2 separate regions of the Mus musculus genome follow, and region 1 is linked to region 2. The links are chromatin contacts, found by Hi-C or POLR2A ChIA-PET in ENCODE. All regions are on one chromosome and are shown on one strand. Each heading gives the region's core, a stretch centred on a gene start or an enhancer-like site at or near the end of the contact. The rest is flanking DNA. Distances are from core to core; before and after follow the strand shown.

Region 1 (7,047 bases), core at 245-2,744, 600 kb before region 2:
ATTCCTTCTCATTAGGATATAAACTTCCTTAAAGACAGGGCTCGTGTCTTTTCAGCCTTTTTACTTAGAGGCAAAGTTCTCAGGTACAAAACAGAAATAGCGGTCAAGATTTTGGTAAGCAACACCACCTACATCACTATTTTTTTTGCAACACTCCAAACGTGAAAATGCCAGAAAACTAGGGATAAACAAAAAGAATTTGATAAAAACTGGATCCACCCAACGTTTGTATGACTCAGTCCAATCTTGGTCCCGCTTTACACAGGAGCTGCATGGAACACTAACAGAAAGTCATATGCTCTTGCAGAAAAGCAAGAGGGAAATGGCATATCCTGTAGCTTTACTGCTCTGTAGTCTGAAAAGAAGTTAAGTGTATTGTCACCACTTAGAAATAAATTCAAGACGTGCATGCCCAGCATCATTAGTGGTGCACTATAGCTCACCATCAGACTTAATAATACTTTCACTCTCGCCTTTGATATAAAAATATCCACGCAGCCAGGGCGCTCCACCCCAAAGAGACGGGAGTCTGACTTATTTAGGGGAACAGGTCGGCTGTCGAGCCTAGCCAACGAAGGTTAAGAACACATAAAATAAAATACAAATTAACACTTTTAAGAATTCGTGGTGGTTGAAAACCCAAAAGAATGCAATGGCCAAAGCAGGGCTATACAGAGAAACCCTGTCTCGAACCGGCCCCCCCGCCCCCAACCCAAAAAAAAGAAAAAAAGAATGCAATGGCCAGATCTAAGTTAGGCCGCGCCCTCAGCCTTCGGAAGGCGCCAAGCAAAGGGACGCCGGGGTCCTGCTGCGCGCCATCCCCAGGGCAAGGGCGGTTCTCCGGTCACATGTCCCCCCCAGCTAGTCCGCCCCGCCCGGAGGGAACCGCCAGGCTCCTCGCGCGCAAGCGCCAACCCGCCAACTCCGTAGTGGCGGCCGCGCAATACGCAAGCGCAGGAGCTCCAGGCAGGGGGTGGAGCCAATTTAGGAGGGAGAGTAGAGCGCGCCTAAATCCTAGAGAGGCGGGTCCGGAGCCAGGGGAAGGGCTTGTTTTCCGGAAGGTGTGCACTCAGAGTGGCGGGTTTGCAGCTCTGCAAACTCGCTCGTAACAGACGATGGAGGAAGACTGGGGGCCCGCCTGTGTCCATCACAGACTTTCAGGCAGAAGTCGGAGCTGTCCCCAGGACATGAGGACTCTGGAGAAGCCGGTTCGCGGGATAACGGAGGGGGGGTGCGGGGAGAGGGCAGCATGGCGGGTTTGCGCAGAGGACCAGCCGCCTTCACAGGCCACGCCTACATGGGCGTGCTTGCCAGCTCCATCAGCAACTTTGGGGAGGCGAGGATCTGGGCGTGTGGGAGGAGCCCAGGCTCCAGGGCTGGCTCCGCCCCCGCGCCCTCCTATTGGGCGAGCGAGGGCGTCCTCTCATGCCGCCTGCCTATTGGCACGCTTGTGCAAACGCCGCGCCCCATTGGTCTGTTCTGATTTGGGCACCAAATTCAAAGATTTTAAAAGTACCAGCTGGCGCCTTTTAAGAGCTGCGGCTCGGCGCCTCGTCTGGCCGGCCACCTTTTTCCTGTCGTCGCCGCCACCTCCCCAGCATTGGAGCCCGAGTTTTGCGGCATGAGCCGGCGCACCTGCAGTGACCTGCGCCGGCCGTCCTCCTGTCCCTGCCGTCTTGGCGCGCGGACTACCGTGGACGGTGAGTGTGAGGCGGGCATCGTGGGAATCCTTTCTCTGTGGCGGCAGCCTCAGAAACTGGGTGCTTGCAGATCACGGTGTTCCGGGCCTCAGGCGACCTATTTGGGCCCGGGACTGGGAGGAAGGCGCGGAGCAAGGGTGGCTGGTGCAGAGTGGGACAGATGTGGTCGGCCTTGTACGGGGTCCTACTATTCCATCCCACCCCGAGACCCTGCACTGGGGACGTGCAAGGTAGTGGCTTCTGCGCGCCGCATTCCACCCCACCCCCTGCCTGGGCGCCAAATGCCCCCTCCTCTCCCCTCCTCAACTCATGCTCGAGCTGTGACAGGACTGTGGGACTCCAAGCTGGCCAGATGGCCCCATCTCTAGCCTCTACGCCCCCCATTTCACAACTCATCTATCTCACATCCATACTCAGTCTCCGTAACTTTTTGCCCTCAGAGCCCTGGCTGGAGAGCGCGGGAGATTGAGCTCCGCGCTTATCTCCCGCCTTCCCTCGTGCACCGCGCCCTCGGGGCACCTCCCACCACCGACCCCCTCAGCATTTCTAGGGGCTCCTTCTCAGCTCCCGCCAAATGTAAAGGACCCCCCAGCCCCCGCCTGCCCACTGTACCAAATGGAAAAAGTTTTTTTTTTCCTCCCCTGTTTTGCTGCTTCTCAGTAAGTCTCAAGGCCTGGAGTCAGCAGGGCCTTTTAAAAAGCGCCCTTTTTCCTCCAAAACGGTGAGTTTGCCTGTAGTGTTTAGCTGATGAAAGAATCGAGGAGGGATTGTTTAATTTTCGGGTGTTTTGAAGAATTAATGGTCACTTTTTCCAACGTTTAGGTGAGCAGAGAGAATCAATTGTTTATTTTCTTATTAATTTTTTATCTTTCTTGGCATCTCAATGAAAGATGCATCGGTTCTATCGTAGAAAATTTCCAACTGAAGGAAGAGGTAATTCATTCTCTCTCTCTCTCTCTCTATATATATATATATATCCTCAATAATCTTTCTTCATCAGAAAAGGAATTAAGTCTTGAAGAGAAGAAAGTACTAGCTTAGCAGAATGTGTCTGTAAAAGAGTACCCGAGTCTCCGTTAGAAAATAAGAAATTTAATGGTTTACGAAGGGATTCTTTTGCTCAGCTTTCCTCCTCAGGAAATGCTTGCTGCCCCCAACTCCCCTCCCCCACTGGGTTTACAGCCTTGAAGAAACCTTAAAAAATAATTAGAACATTTAAATATTTTTCAAAGTAGACTTAAAGGTTTTCTCTTGGCTTATACTTTCAATCACCTTTCCTCACCCTTGCACAAAGAAGGGATGGTGTTTGACCTTGGCCACATGGCTGGGGACTGAGACTGAAACCTAGTTAACATATGGAAGAGCTAAGACTTTAAGGCCAGCTTTCATTACAGTCTTTAATCTGGAGTGTAAAGCCTGTGTTTATAAGTTAAATGAAAGGCCAGACTTGGTGCACTTTAGCTCTCCACCTTTCCCCCATCCCGTGATTGGCTGAGGGGTGCTAATGTGAGTTCTAAAACATTGAAATATTTTTCGTTTTATCTGTAAGTTCATTTAAGGACAGCCCCCTCCCCAAAACCTAATAGAATAAGCTGGTCAGAAAGCTCCGCAGAGATTCTTTCATTTGAAGTTTTGCCTCCTCATTTGTGCTTTTGTGGAATTTATCTTGATTTTCAGTGTAAGAAATGCCAGCAAGTTTGCCTTTTTGTGATTTAACTAGATAAACAGATGCTTTTAATTAGATCATCCATTTAATCCAGTTTTGTTTTCTTCCCCATTTTGTGGGTGGGAAAACTGAGGCCAAGTTTTTGCCATTAAGTGGATATCAGATGAAAATAGCAAGACTAGATATGTACCCCACATTTGTTTGATTGGGGGAGTATGGAATTCCTTAATCTGCCTTTGTGTCTACCTAACATGAACATAATATAAAATATTTCTTACTGTTTTGGAGCACTTAGAAATTGAAATCTCTTGCTCTCAGATGGATTTAGCTGTGTGTGTGTTAAGGTCCAGACTCTTATCTTCTGATACTTCTCTCTAATTTAGAAAACAGAGTCCTGTAGTCTGGAGAAGTTTAAAAGAAAAAATACTTAAAAATCAAAATGATGTCAGCATGTGCAGTGCAGCCCCAGGCCAGCTGGGACAGCTGTGAGATGAGAATTAGAGCAGTGCGGGCCAAAGGTAAACATTGCACAGGCAGACGGAGAGCATCTCCCTGTGCTGATGCCGGAGCTGCCTGTCCTATGGCTTTCTTGCTCCTGCAAGTCCTCTGTCTCAAAGAAATGAGGCCGTGTGGTCTCAGTCTCAGTTCAGAGGAACTGACTAAGGGAACTCAGGGAAGGGAGGGACGGCGGGGGTGGGGGGGTGCTGCCCCATCAGCTTCACCTGTGCAGCATGACGCCTGCTGTGCCCACAGAGAAGAGTTAGTGGAGGAGAGGAGGCTTGGCTCATTAGTTCTAAGGAAGCCTATGGAAATGATAGCTAGATGGGGTGTGGCGTCCTGGAACTGTGTCATGTATGGGTTTTAGTTAATAGTATTGAGTTAATATTCTGTTTATTGGCACATGCACACCATGGTAATGGAAGATATCCATTTCTGGTGCTGGGTATATAAGGGTTATGATAATGTCTATAAAGACCCAGAGTTCAGTTCTCAGCAAGACGTTGGGGAACAAGTTACCACAAAAGTGATTTTTATTCTATTTCTTGTGTACTTTTTGTAGGTTGTAAAGAAGAAAGCCCTGTTCTTTCTGTTACAATGAAGTGTTTTAATTGCAACCCTGATCTTTCCGAGCTTGAAGTGGTGAAGCCTGAGGACAGTGGGATAGAAGCTTCCTACAGTCCCGTGTGTTTGGAACCTTCCTGTAATGACTGTGTTAGAAACCATGAGAGGTTGTCTTTCATCGACTCACCAATTGTGGGACATGATAACAAGGAAAATCAACGCGTACAAAACACACTAGATAGTTCAAACGAAACAGAAGAGCTAGAGGCCAGTAGACTGTATGAGGACAGTGGCTACTCATCTTTCACACAAAGTGACCGTGACGATGGCATCCTTATCCTGGAGAATTTCAGAAACAGTCCCCAGGCCCGTCTGCTGCCATCACAGAGCCCGGACCAGCATCCCAACAAAACCTTGCTGCCTGTCCTGCATTTTGAAAGAGTGGTTTGCTCAACACTAAAAAAGAATGGCAAGCGAAACCCTAAAGTGGATCGAGAAATGCTGAAGGAAGTTATTGCCAGCGGGAACTTTAGACTGCAAAATATAATTGGCAAGAAAATGGGCCTGGAGCACCTAGACATCCTGGCTGAGCTCTCCCGCAGGGGATTCGTGCACCTGTTGGCTAACATTTTGACTAAGCTCAGCGGCATGGACTTAGTAAAGTGAGTTTGAGGGTGTTGCGCACTGCATGTATAGATAACATAGGACCTGGTTGAGCAGACCAATGTAAAGTGGTCTTAGTGCTGACTTCCTTTTAATGTTTGGTTGACATTTGAAATGGAAGAAAATCTATGGAAATCTGCATCCAGTCTTGTCACTTTGAATTTCATAGTCTGCCATTAGAAGAATGTATTCTATACTGAATTATCTGGCTAGCTGCAATGAAATGGGTAGATAAGGTGGTTTCTATTAGTGGGTGGTTTCTGTATTCAGCATTGTGAGGTGTGCTATTTCAGTTGATGTAATAGATTTTTCAAAATTGGTTACAAGTTAGCCTAATATCCTGTCACACTAAGGTGGAGGTGTATACATTGTACTGGTGTGAAATTGCTTATCCTAATAGATACTCAAGACAAAAATGGATATACAACAAGCTTGGTGGGAGTTTTTTTAAAAACTTAAAAAGTTTTGGCTGGCTCTTTGGTAGTCTGGCTAAGCACTCATAACTGGGCTCTGTCATTCCCAGATCTTAATCCACCCAGTTTCAGTGCGTGTTGGGTTAGTGTAGCTTGTAGTCATCTGCTTCAGTTCTCTGTTGGACTTAGACCTTTGTCTCCTTTGTTTTCAGTCTGTCTAAAGTGAGCAGAATTTGGAAGAAGATACTGGAAAACAATAAGGGGGCGTTCCAGCTCTACAGCAAAACCATGCAGCGAGTCATTGTAAGTCTTCCAAAGTGCTCTTTCTCTTAAGCTGCCATTGCTCTTTTAGGGGGAGAAACAAGTGCTTGTAAATTCATTCAATTCATAAGAAATGGCAGCTTCCTGGGGAGGAAGGGTGTGAGGCGCTCGCAGTGTGTGGATCCTCTATAGAACTTGTTAATAAGCCTAAGTTTAAAAAATTCTACTTTGTATGAGACACACCAACCACAAAGTGGTCTTAAGCAACCAGTTAACTTCCTGGTATAGAGGAAGAGTTTAATTTTCTAAAGTACTTGCTAATTGTGGTGTTTCTGACAGTTGATCATTACATGATTGAAGTATGCTCCTAAGGCAGGATGGTCTCAAGTGTCTGTAATCTTGGAATACTGGAGGCTTGAGAAGTTTAAAGACAGCATGGAGCTACATCTTGAACCTGTTCTCAAAAATCCTAAAATAAATGTTTGTTAGCTGACTGCTGCCCTCTATTGGTATGGGAAGAATAAAGTCCTGTCTACTTGTTCTGTGGACAGGACTTTATTTAGTGTTGGTCTTGGCTGGTTTAAAGGGCACCTTAAATTCCTAATAGCTGTCTCTGATTCACACTTTGAGTGAGTTCCTTTTTGGAGTGTTTCTGTGCATAACTCTGTCCAATGGAGGGGCTGCGATTACAGTCCTGTGGGATCCCTTTATCAAGGAATATGAAAAAGAATTGAAAATCTCTTTAAACTTTGAATCAGGAAAGCAGTAAGTTGTCACTACATGCTACAACGAGAGGATATGTTGTGGGCAGAGCTGCACTAACTTGTGTTCAAAAGTCATCGACCTGGGCACCTCCCAAAAAAGATGTTCAAATCAAGTCCTCCAGTCAGCGTGGTCAGAGAGTTTCTACCTACAGCCGGCACAATGAGTTCGTGGAGGTAACTATCGGGAAAGTCTTAGAAATGAGGAACACTTACTTATAGTTAAAGTAAGAAAGAGGGTTTCACAGGACAGTTTGCCACTACATGCTATCTGGTGTCTGGTACTAAATTACATCACATGATGATGTTGTTTGGGTTTGTAGTAAAAAGCATTAAGGCAGTAGAGGTCACATCTTCCGTCCTTTTCATCTACTCTCAGTAGTGACCTCGAAATATCCCAAGACTGTCCCATACTACATCTTATAGTTGCCACTGTCAAAAGGAGAACAGCTGAATACAAGGCATACCTTTCAGGAGTTTAAGGGCACCTATTACTCTGAACCCATTAGGTAATGGGTATT
Region 2 (7,415 bases), core at 465-2,964:
TTTTGGGGTAGTGGTGTGGAGATAGTGGTTATATACCTACTCATATACATCATCTTGATTTTTTTGATTATAGATTGGCCTTTGCAACTCTACCAAGCATTAATCTTGCCATCAGGTTAAAGTTAAAATGAGTAGTCCAGCATTTCCTTTACCTTTTTTTCATATAGCCTAAGCAGACCTCACACTCACTAGGTATAGCCAGTGAGGGCCTTGATCTCCATCTCCCAAGGACTGGGATAACAGGCAGGCACAGCACTTTCCTACTGGGCCCAGCTTAGGAGCTAATGGTTGTGACTTACAGTGGGTGCTGAGAGCTTGCATGATGGTGTCCCTGCCTTGGTCCCTCCTTTACCCAGTGGGACGTGGATAGAAGGGATAAAAAGAGTAAGATGAGAATGAACAGCCAGGAAAAGAGAAATAACTCAAGCATATCACGGAGGACTTGGATTTGTACCCTGAAGTCACTGGGAAATCCTTAACAGATTCCCTATAGGCAAGTGACTTCCCAGGGTCCCTTTTGATATCACAGTTGTAAGTACCAGCCTCTGGGATGGTTGGATCCAAAGACCTGAATAGGGTTCAATCCCGCTGACAAGACAGGATTTACATCCATCTGAGTGTGAATGGCTTTTACAGGCGTTATCCCACATGGAAGAGTACAATGAAATGCTCGAGACTGTTCGGAAATGGATCGAGAAAGCTAAAGTCTTGGTTCATGGAAACATCGCCTGGAATTCAGCAAGCCAGCTCCAGGAACAGTACATCTTGCACCAGGTAAATTTCAGGGAAAAAAACAAAGTTAAGAGTAAAAACAGTCAGTCTGACTGGGTTAGACCAACAGACAATTTTGTAAAATACCAGATAGGAAGAATGCTCGGGCCCCATCCGGGTGACTCAGTAGGTAATCACCGCCAAGTCTGGTGGTGACTGCAGTTTGATTCCCGGGTCCTACATGGCGGAAGGAGAGAACTGACTCCTGCAAGTTGTCCTCTCATCCGTCCCTAGGCACTGTGGCATGTATGTGCATATATATATTTACATACACACATACATACATACATATACATACATGTATACATATATATGTATATATATACATACATGTATATATATGTGTATATATATACACACACACATATATATATATATGCATATATATGAGAGAGAGAGGGAGAAAGAGAGAGAGGCTGACTTGCTGTTCTGGATTGATCAAAAGTAGCTAAGGATGACAGTTCATGAGACTGTATACAAACATATATATATATATATATATATATATATATATATATATATATATATACATACATATACTCTGTTTTCCTTATAAACGTGTTTCTCTGAGCCTGAAAGCATTCCTCCCTACCCCTGTGGCACTTGTGATTTGTGTGTTATTGTTGCCGCTTTTGTTGTAGACCCTTCTTTGGGAGATGCAGGGAATTCTTTCATAGGAAAAGACACAGGGGAGCGTAGAGAGATTAGAAGCATCACACCCTGGAAGGAGGAGGGTTAAGACAAGCTCTACCAACTGGTACCCTGTGACTTGGAACAAAATACTTTGTCTCTGGGTTCTGCCTTCTCACCCGTAATATGGGAATGCCCAGTAGTGTTCCTGTGTCAGTTGCCTGGGAGCAAACATCCAGCACTTCCAGGTACATGCTGATGCTCCAGGCAGGCCCTGCTTCCTCTAGGCCACAGCCAGGGCTGAGTCATGTGGCTTACTCAGAAGGTCAGAGCGCTGAGAGCAGATCCTATATCCACACCCCAGAGGGACACATTACTTCATTTCCTCTGAACTTAGGAGACAAAAATATTCCTTTTTATTTTGGCCATCCTCTCCGGAAATTATCTCACCCTTCTAGTAAGTTACAGTTGACTTAAATGCACATTTCTAACAGATCTTGCCACAAAATACAGGCTGGCTTTTATTTAGGTTGTATGGGTGTATTTCCCCATAGGACTTATCTTTTAAATAAACTTCCCTTTTTCCTTTTCCCCGAGGTGGTTCTGGATATTGTTTCCTCCTGGAATGTTTCCATGGCTCGAATTCCAGCCCCTATGATCTCTGTCCTCTTCCCAGTCACACACACTCCTCCCAGACACAGACATCTGTACCTCTCAGACGCCTGGATCGTTTGCTCTGTGTGTGTGCTTAGACGCCAACAGACCAGACTTCCTTTACAAACCAGCTGGTAATCAATGGCAATACAACTAACTTCTAGGACTCTGAAGATGCAGTTGTAAGAACAGAAAAGATAAAGGGAATTTTAACTGTCAAGATAATACCACTTAAAAAAAAAAAAAACCCTGCTGATAATTCAGTAAAATCATTTGAAAAGCAATTACAGTAATATAAGCTGGCATTTTATTTCCTGTTCATTTTGCTTCCTGGATTCCTTAACTGGGGCTGTAATCCAAAATGTAGGAAATATTTAAAATGATATTAATAACTGTAGGAGGATTTTATTATTTATGTACTTATGTATGTATATATGTATTTGTTTTGTATGTGAGAGAGGAAGTAAGGAGGGAAGGAAGAAGATGGGGGAGGGAGGGGGAGGGAGGATGAGAGTTCAGGCACACATGCATGTAACAGTCAGAGTAAACCTTCAGGAAGAGAGTCCATTCTGTCCCACTGTAGGATTCTGGGATCAGACGTGGGTCATCAAGCTCACCCAGCAAGCCCGATGACCTGCTAACTGATGGCAGTGTGATGGAACTGTAAAGAAAATTTCAATGTTAGATCATGCTTTTCTAAGATATTTTTGCACATTGTGGAGCATAATGTAAGCTTTAGAAAAAAAAAAAAAAGTCATGAAGATTTTCATTGTAGTTTCAGAAAGCAGACCCAGCAGTGGAAAGCAGGTTGCTGGAGTAGAAGGGGGATGCTTCTACCCTGCAGCAGACAAGGACAGGCCTCTCTCTCATTGAAGAGGGACAAAGGATGTACTAGAGAGAGATAGCACAGCCCAGATCAGACAGTTCTATGTGTGGTTGACATTAGTGTTCATGACACAAACTGCTGGGTGGCTTGACTGAATCCTTAACCAAAGCAAGCAAGCAACCTTAGACTGCTCTGCTTGTCTGCTGCAAAGTCCAGGAGGGAACTCATCCCAGAGGGTCCCCGCCCTTGTGTTTCCACCAGGAAGCACAGATGCCTGGGTTTACCCTTCGACAAATGCAGTATAAGAAAACCCGTGTGTTCAAATGTCCAATGAAAGAGGGAAATCAGGAGACACATTATGCTCTTAACTCCTAAAAATGCCCATATGTACTAGCAATGACATCTTACAGTTTTCCTTTCAGGCATATACAATCTGTAGCCCACAGTCTACACACATCCCAGGGTAGCTATGAACATATTTGTCAGTGAGAGTTGTGTCACGGTGTCACGAGTTTGGACAACCCTGCCTTGGACGTGATATAATAGAGTATTTTTCTTTTTCTTTTTTTTTAAATTGGACATTTTTCTTTATTTACATTTCAAACGTTTCCCCTTTCCAGGTCTCCCCTTCAAAAACCCCCATTCCATCCCTCCTCCCTCTGCCTCTATGAGGGTGCCCCCTACCCACCCACTCCTGTCTTCCTGCCCTGGCATTTTGCTATGCTGGGGCATCAAACCTCCTCAGGCCCAAGGGCTACTCCTCTCACTGATGTCCAACAAGGCCATCCTCTGCCACATATGTGGCCGGAGCCATGGGTCCCTCCATGTGTATTCTTAGGTTGGTGGTGCAGTCCCCAGGAGCTCAGGAGGGTCTGGCCTGTTGATAATGTTGCTCCCTCCATGGGGCTGCAAACCCAGGCAAATGGATATTTTTCTTATATTTATATATATTACATTCACTGTGAAAAGAAAATTGCTTTTCATATCTAAAAATAATCTAACAGAGTAACATACCCCTGTTTTTTATATTCCTCATATATCTCCCCAACTGCACATTCCGTGCTCCCCAACTTCTGTGCCCTGCATACACCATCTCCTCAGTACAAAGTGTCTTTCCCTTCCTCCTCATCTGTTAATGTGCTGATATCTTTCTTGAACCCAGTAGGACCCTTATCTCAACCTACCAGCAAGTTGTCCCACATTTGGGTTGAGTTACCCTTTAATACGTGGCTACCCTTTCATTTTCTTCTCCATATTCCAATGCACGTGTCTGTATATGTTTGTTGTCTGTTTGTATTGTTCTACTGCTGTAAGTCCCAGCAGGCACTGGGCTGAGTGATGAGGGGGGGACTACACTCCCCTCAACATTGCAAGTAGCCTTTTCCTCCCTGTCTTACTTTGAATAAGTAAGCAAAGGTTTTTGTTTGCAAAACTTGTGCTTTTCTTTGCATCTTCCAGCATTCAGATCTTAGTTGTATAACCTAAGAGCTGAATAGGCCTTCTTTAGTGCAAACGTGGGAAAAGGCAGGATCCAAGCAGAGATGTGATCAAGACACAATGTGCCGAAGCATCACCACCGCTGGCTGATAGCTCCGTGTCCTGCCACAAGGCGAGGCAGCCTGGGTGTGAGAGAGCAGGAATCCTTAAGTCCCATACTCATGAACAAGTGGCCTTAGCAAGTTATAAAGATTCCTGGACTTGACCTTGTTGTCTATGTAATGAGGATGACAATGTATATGTAGCCTGTGAGTGGACTCATAGGGGTGAGATGGCCAAACATTGTACCATGTTCATAGTTCTTTTTGATCTTTTCCTAGTCTATTGGGTCTTTCTACTCCTCTATACATATCTGTATTCCCCCTACCCCCGTCCCTGCCTGCATATCCGTTTCACAAATACAAACACTTTACTCTAGACACTGTTAGAAGAATCTGGCGAAATTGACAGTGACCTGGAAGCAATGGCTGAGAAAGTGCAACACCTTGCCAACGTGTACTGCACAGGAAAGTTATCACAGCAAGTGACACAGTTTGGACGGGAGATGGAGGAGTTACGGCAGGCGATCAGAGTTCGTTTGAGGAACCTCCAAGATGCAGCCAAGGTAAAACAAAACACAACACAACAAAACAAAACAAAACAAAACAACCTGGCGTGCTGTCCCGGGGAGAAAGCGCTCACCCATGGTGAGATAGTTTCTTGAATATGATGCAGTTCTTCGGTTATGACTTTGAACTTTAAATGTTCTGATGTTCACTGGGGTTTGTTCTCCAGGACATGAAAAAGTTTGAAGGCGAGCTAAGAAACTTGCAGGTGGCTTTGGAACAAGCCCAGACAATTCTGACTTCTCCAGAAGTCGGGCGCCGTAGTCTCAAGGAGCAGCTGTGCCATCGGCAGGTACGCAAAGGAACCGAGGGAGGCCTGGGGAATGGCTCAGCTTTCACAGTTGTTGTCTTACAAACTCAGCATTGGATCCCAAGAGAACTCACACTAAAAACCTGGGCGTGGCCGATCCAAGCCTCAGGAGGGAACAGTAGGTAGACAAGACCAACCAGGTCTACGTGAGTTCAAGGCCAGCTAGACTGACATAGTGAGATCCTCTATCAGAAAACAAAACTAGTCAGGATGACATGTGCTTAAAATCTCAGTGCAGAGGAGAATGAAATTGGCAGGTCCCTGGTGCTTACTTGGCAAGCTCTGGTCCAACAAAAGATCATGTCTTAAAATTAAAAATGTAAACAGCTGTTGAATAATGGTAGGTGTGTTTGCTGTCCTCTGACCTTCTTATGTATACATATATGTACAATCCTCATTTTGCACCTGCCATTAGGAACTCAAAGGCACATGTGCATTTACCCACACACACAAACACAGACATGCACATGTAATACTTTAGGATGAATGGGGCTAGGGGTTTACATTTTAAAAATAGCCCCAAGAAACATGTTTTCTAAGCCCAGTGATAGTCTTAACATGGATTTGTTGTTTAGAATATATCTTCCTTGCAAACTGTATTGACCCACATTGTCCTGGTAGCTACAATTCAGGAAATGTCTTTGTTTATGTAATACATGATAAAATTACCAAGGGCTTAAACTGTAACATGGCCCCTTTCAGCATCTGCTGTCTGAGATGGAGTCACTGAAGCCAAAGATGCAAGCCGTACAGCTCTGCCAGAGTGCTCTCCGGATCCCTGAGGACGTGGTCGCCAGCTTGCCTCTGTGCCACGCTGCCCTGCGGCTGCAAGAGGAAGCCAGTCAGCTGCAGCACACAGCCATCCAACAGTGCAACATCATGCAGGCAGGTGCAACTGTGCATCCCGTTCAGCCCGGGGGCCCACGCTGGCAGAGCAAAAGCACATGAGTCATGGGCTGCTTTTCTTAGCATTGTGTGGGCTCAGCCATCAAAACACCCAGAGTGCTAAATTTGACAGTCTGTTGTACTTATATAAAATCAAGAGATTAAGACTCTATTATGTGGATCATCCACACAGGACCGGGGAAAGAGCTCTAAAAATTACCTTTAAATGAAAATTATCTTTTGGTGATTTTTTTTAAATGAATGATTCATACACATTAGTTTTGTATGTGGTCATATATGTATCTGAAAAGAATCTAGAGCCTGGTGATATGGGCTTGCAAAGTTTGTATTACACAACAGCATTCATATGTCATCCAATTTGTGTATTTTCTGGCCTAAGAAGGACATCCAAGCACAGCTCTTAATCTTTTGAGGTAAGAAGAGAAAAATAATTCCCATGAAGAAATAATGCTACTTACTATATCTTTTCTTGTAAGAAGTATTCCCCTGATTGATACATAGTTATATCTCATTAAAACAATGCCTGCTCATTTGATCAACCACCCTTGATCACTCATTACCTTGTAATTTGTTTGACATCAGAGCCCCAAGGCTACTGGCCATGCTTAATTAGTATTATCTGGAACTGGAACTCTTGGCTGGTGTCTTGTTATTCAACATTGTTTTAAAATTTGGTTTGCATTTTAGTGTGTGATACATGTACATAATAGATAGTATGGGTGTGTATATGTATCTTAGGTTTTTACTGCTGTGAACAGACACCATGACCAAGGCAACGCTTTTGTTGTTGTTGTTGTTGTTGTTGTTGTTGTTGTTGTTTTTGTTTTTTGAGACAGGGTTTCTCTGTGTAGCCCTGGTTGTCCTGGAACTCACTTTGTAGACCAGGCTGGCCTCAAACTCAGAAATCTGTCTGCCTCTGCCTCCTCCCTAGTGCTGGGATCAAAGGTGTGCACCACCACGCCCTGCCCAAGGCAACTCTTATAAAGGACAAACACTTAATTGGGGCTGGCTTACAGGTTCAGAGGTTCAGTCCATTATCATCAAGGCAGGATTATGGCAGGCAGATATGAAGCTGAAGGAGCTGAGAGAACATCTAATTCTGAAGGCAAACTGGAGAAGACTGTCTCCCATATGGATAGGAGGAGGTTCCCAGAGCCCACACCCACAATGACATACTTCCTCTAACAAAGCCACGCCTACTCCAACAAGGCCACAC

Evidence for each region. Hi-C counts contacts between places; a loop is a spot of excess contacts on that map. ChIA-PET counts read pairs that join two places held with the same protein, here RNA polymerase II (POLR2A).
Region 1: a loop to region 2 is called in a map of v-Abl transformed pro-B cells, with 3 times the contacts of the local background. The contact joins the promoter of Fbxo5 here to the enhancer-like site in region 2. A Hi-C loop is called at or near these places in 1 of 37 maps with a recorded cell type or tissue (v-Abl transformed pro-B cells). POLR2A ChIA-PET finds 5 or more read pairs at or near these places in 1 of 5 experiments (Patski).

What each region holds. Positions count from the first base shown.
Region 1 is chr10:5,799,912-5,806,958 of GRCm38, reverse strand. Fbxo5 (F-box protein 5) reads left to right here and starts at 1,494. Exons shown (of 5, transcript NM_025995.2): 1 at 1,494-1,700; 2 at 4,427-5,090; 3 at 5,717-5,807; 4 at 6,524-6,703. The coding sequence starts at 1,622.
Region 2 is chr10:5,202,815-5,210,229 of GRCm38, reverse strand. Syne1 (spectrin repeat containing, nuclear envelope 1) reads left to right here. Exons shown (of 146, transcript NM_001347711.1): 86 at 637-774; 87 at 4,797-4,982; 88 at 5,153-5,275; 89 at 5,996-6,178. Among named protein-coding and RNA genes, the nearest start is that of Gm51757, 120 kb to the left of the region's middle. Within about 2 kb of position 1,714, at least 2 of the 3 ENCODE cell types and tissues checked have a DNase peak (open chromatin) inside an H3K27ac peak, as active enhancers do.